Linked DNA regions of Homo sapiens: region 2 is linked to region 1. Evidence: chromatin loops called from intact Hi-C (ENCODE). Cell type or tissue: ovary. All regions are shown on one strand.

Region 1 (2,500 bases):
AATTTTAAACAGTAATAATATACAAAGAGAAGTAGAACCATCAAAAGATTTATGTCTTCTGGAAAAGAAATATGACGCAATTTCACAGAACTGACTTTGGCTGTTCATTTAGCAAAAGCTTCAACATCTGCAGCCATGAAGTCTCTAATCCTACTGTCTCAACCTTCCATCTGGAAAAATAAGCATTTAAAAATTTGTAAAATCTTTTCATGTTTCCTTTGCATTCTTTTCCCTCCTTAGTCCTTCCTTTCAATTAATAAAATTAAAATACATTGACTAGCTAGCTAGCTGGAGTCACGGTATGGCTGAGGATTTTCCTAACCAGCAGTGCACAGATATTACAGCAAAGATGCAGTGATCATGCCATCAGTCTGATGTATTGCAGCAGAGCCAAGCACGGAGGTGCAGACGTCAGTGGCGCTCGAGCGGAGGCTTCCTAATGCACAAATTACATCTTCCGCGCCTGCGTTCCGTGCCTGCGTTCCCTCCCTGCACACACCCAGGAGCCTGATAAAAATGAAGCGCGCGGAGGACACGGAAATATCTAGAAGGCACAGAGACAGCCGAGAAAAATGACGGGCAGTACATGTTTTCTAGACTCATAATCTTTATACAGGATTACTGTATGTTTCTGTGAGTTTCTATGTACCGGGGGTGTGCTTACGTATGTGCGCGCCACACACACGCACGCATATACGCATATATGCACACACACATGCACACACGCACATACACACATGCACACACAGGCACATGCACACATGAGCGCGCGCGCGCACTCACACACACACACATACACACACACTGTGCGGTCCTCCTTAAGGGGACGAAGGGAGTGCTCATACTGAGCTTCCCTCTTGGAGAACGCACACAGCACAACCTCCGATGGGTTTTCCTCTCCTGGGGGCAGCGCTACGCAGGAGGCGGATGGTCACTGGTCTGTCCCGGGACCCACCCCTCCGGCGCCCCGCAGGCTTCCCGGGCTCTCCACGGAGCAGCCCCTGTCTGCATGGCTCCCTCGCGTCTCTCCACCAGGTGGACGTCTCCGAGTCCGGCTCCTGGGCGCGAGGGTGGGCCGGTGGCTCCCTGGGCCAGGATCCGCCGCTGCGCTGATGACTCGCACCCCTGAGAGGCGGGGCGGAGTCGGCCACCGGCGGGCGCCCACCCCATCCTGTCCTTGGCGAATGTCAGCGGCGCGACCCGCTCCTCCGCCCCCGCTTGGGCGCATCTCCTCTCCTCAAAACGGGACCTGGCCTCCCGTTTCTCCCCACTGACATCGACATCCATCCACTTCTCTATTTGTACAAATTTCCACAGTGTATCATTTCACCCCCTTGGATGTAAAAAGTGAGCTAATAATTTTCTAGCAGCATTCCTTATGCCAGCCTCTCTAATTTTGTATAAAAAATCGTTTTGCAATGGGACCAATGTTAACTCATTTATGCAATATATCGGTTGCTAAAATGAAATATTCCACTGAAGTCCATCAGTCAGCATAGGAATACAGGTCTTATATTTATTGCACCTAATCTACTTTTGCTTAGCATAGTTATTACTCATATCAGAATATGGGTCTAGACGTGAATGACGGAAGTTATATTTGAAATCGTGTCTTAAAGCTAGATATGCTCATGCCCATTTCTTTTTCATTGCGCACCCAAAATTGCCAGTACCATGTTCAGTATAAAATACATCATCCTTTGCACCCATGGGTCACCCCAAATGAGGCACACAAGTGAAGATGCAAATATTCATCTTTTTTTCTCAGGGATCCTCCCTGCCCTCCCCCCCCCCGCCCCCGCTTCCCCCTTGCAGTGCCTTCCTGGCTCCTTCTTTGCTGGGGTGGAAGAATATGGGGGGTGGGGGGTGGGTTTGATGCTTCTTAAAAACACATGAGCTGCCTCTCTCATCTGGCAATCATTGACTTATTAACTCTTATTTAAAAAGTTCACACAAATCCAGAGAACTTGTCCTGCTATAAGAATGCAGTGAGAACTAGACGAGGCGTGGAAGCCGTCCAACTGTGCAGGGCAATGATCCTAGGCTGTGGCTACAGGCAGACACGTGCGCCCCCGCGGCAGCTCCCAGCCTGGGTCTGCAGCTCCAAGCGCTGCTGTTTTCACTGGACCCTAAGAAAACCACGACTCAAGACCAGAAAGGTCTGGAATTAGAAAGAACAGACCCAACAACTCTGCTCCTGGGCGTCATATATGTCCTTTGAAGACATCTGGGGAAATGCAGAACACAGGCTGGGAAGAGGAAATTAAAATGATCATGAATATATACAAAATATCAGGCCACTCTCCTTGTAGCCACTTTACCCTAAAGCGGTAGCCCTCTGCCCACCTGACATGTGGTCCAAGCTTTTAATTGAAGACCATGCCTTGAGCTCTGTGAAGTTTTGATCTGAGCCAGCAGAGGCTGTCCCAAAGGTTCCGAGAACACTCCCCCATCACAGGCAGGACAATTTCATCAGGGAAGCTCTGGAGACCTGGCTTCA
Region 2 (2,500 bases), 50 kb before region 1:
TTAGACCATCATTTCAGACTGCTGAAGCTTGGGTTTTTGTTGTTGTTTGTTTGTTTTTAGTTCAACCTACATTTTTACTGTCTACCAGAATTTTCTGTCTTGAATGAATGTGACCAGCATACCATTATCTTTCAACACTCATTTCTAAGACTATATTGGAAACTCCGTGGCATTCCACTAGAGACCACCTTCCACGCAGTATTGTTCCATCAATTAGTATTCTGACCTCATGGATACACCCAGTCATACAAACATCCACCCTATATAGACATGGTTTCCATTCATAGACAAGAATTGTAAATTTTAAAATATCAAATGTACTAAGAGGTAAATTTTATGATTGTTACTAAATTTAGAGTGATTTTTACTATACCTTCATGTAATTTTTCTTTCCATAGGAGTGCATGTTTGAAATGAAAATGGAAATTAGCCCAGGCACGGTGGCTCACGCCTGCAATCCCAGCACTCTGGGAGGCTGAGGCAGGTGGATCATTTGAGGTAAGGAATTTGAGACCAGCCTTCCCAACATGGTGAAACCTCGTCTCTACTAAAAACACAAAAATTTACCGGGTGTGGTGGCAGGTGCCTGTAATCCCAGTTACTTGAGAGGCTGAAAAGAGAATCACTTGAGCCCAGGAGGTGGCGGCTACAGTGAGGCGAGATCATGTCACTGCACTCCAGCCTGGCCGATAGAGCAACTGCTCTCAAAAAGAAAAAAAAAAAAAAGAAAGGAAGAAAGAAAGAAAAAAAAGAAAATGAAAATTAATGGGAAAATGTGGCTGTGTATAAACTTTCACTGACAGACACATTTTCTGACAGAGCCACGTGGTGATGTGCAGAGAGGATTTGGATGAAGAGGAGCTGCTGGAAGCTGTGGAGTTGTTTCTGTGAAAAACGTTTCAGTGAGTCAGAATTTCTAGAGCTCAAGAGTGAGCGGGGGGGGGGCGGAATTAGAAACAGAAGGTGCATTCATCAGGTTTGAGATAACAGAGGGGCCTGGCTGACTACTCTGCACGCTGTGAGCCTAATAAATACCATTCAAATTAATGCTCCAAGAATTGTATGTGCTCCAGTTCCTTTTTCAACCAGATATAACTTGGGAGTGAATAAATGTGAGAGAATTGAGGTCAGTATTTTTTTTAAAGGAATGCAGAAGGGAGGAACGAGAGAGAGGCTGATTTAAGTCAGAGACTTCAAAGAAATGAAGGTTTGATGCGACTGTCCTTGCAGGCTGAGAACAAAACGGGCCTGAATAAGCACAGAGGGGAGGCGAGGTTCAGGGTGAGCTCCTAATCACCTGCTGTATTTACAGGAGAGAAGACAACAGGAGAAGTTAGGGAAGATATTAATTGTATATCCAAGTTAAAAATTAGTAAATATCTGTCAAATTCCAAGAATAGAGTGAGCATGAGGGAATATGAGGAAGTGGAAGGAGAAATTGAAAGGTGTCAAATTGTCATTTAGAATATGGGCAAAATAATTCCTACAGGTGGAATATTCCATACTTTAGCAGCACAGAAAGGCTGAGAACATAAGGAATCAGAACTTGGCCTGGTCAGCAATGTGGTTTTTCCCTCTTCCTTTTTCTGCTTCTATTTTTGGAGACGTAGAATGGCTCTCATATCCTATCATTACATTAGATGGCCAACAAAACAGGAGAAATTTCAGATTACAGTAAATGCTAGCATAAATGAGATTTTTTATTTTCAGAAAACATTTTCTATTTATATCATGAATTGTACTCGTTTTGTTTTTTCCACCCAATTGTATACAAAAATACCACTAGTTTTGTTATGGAATTTTTCTATTTGATTTACTTGCACACTGTAGCGGCAAAGAGGTGTCCTGTTTAATGAGCCTAACTAAGGTAATGATTTGTCTTCACACACAAACTGCAAAACAAAAGATTAATTCACAGACCTTGGCATGCAAGTAAAGAGAACTGGTAAATCAATTGTCACCATGTCTGTAATCAATTGCTTTGTACTGCTTGGGCAGCTCTTCTGTGCAAACATCTTCATCTTCCTTTTGGATAAAGAAATGTAAAACCATAACAGAGTCCATTCAGACATTTACAGAAATTAACATTAATATATTGAGAAATAAAAATATAACTAAAAGTATCAATTAGAATAATTCACGCTTAATTCCTATATTTTCTGCTGGTATGGTTATAGATTGAGAATAACATGACCAAAGACTCTGTAAAGGCCACAGATTTCTTTATGGAGAAAACTGCAGAAGATGAATACTGAGAAGGAAAAGTGAGTTGATAACACTGGATGGAAGAGAGAGGAGCGTGTGGGAGTAGGCTGACTGGGAGCTCCTTCCAGACTGGGCTCTGCCAATTGACGTCAGCCTGCCATGAGCCTCCCCCAGATTCTGCAGACCAGCTGGGCCGGCCAACTGTGCAGGCTGTGGAATTGGTGTTAAAATATTTGGATATGGTCATGGGGAGTGAATTGACTCTTAGAATCACAGACTGTTTTCAGTGCTAGCA

What was found. A loop is a pair of places that touch in the nucleus more often than their neighbours do. Peaks named below come from ENCODE experiments on the same cell type or tissue, not always from the same donor. Only the 100,000 strongest peaks of a DNase experiment are listed, where the experiment ranks them.
Region 2: a loop joins it to region 1, with 4 times the contacts of the local background. A loop is called at or near these places in 2 of 110 quality-filtered maps.

The regions. Positions count from the first base shown.
Region 1 is chr6:166,007,164-166,009,663 of GRCh38, reverse strand. No RefSeq gene overlaps it. Among named protein-coding and RNA genes, the nearest start is that of LINC00473, 20 kb to the right of the region's middle. RefSeq lists an enhancer at 265-967. In ovary, a CTCF peak has its summit at 1,040 (motif pointing right); DNase peaks (open chromatin) are centred at 443, 993 and 2,043; H3K4me3 peaks cover 1,197 bases; H3K27ac peaks cover 892 bases.
Region 2 is chr6:166,056,696-166,059,195 of GRCh38, reverse strand. No RefSeq gene overlaps it. Among named protein-coding and RNA genes, the nearest start is that of LINC00473, 70 kb to the right of the region's middle. In ovary, a CTCF peak has its summit at 1,197; DNase peaks (open chromatin) are centred at 925 and 2,375; H3K27ac peaks cover 2,339 bases.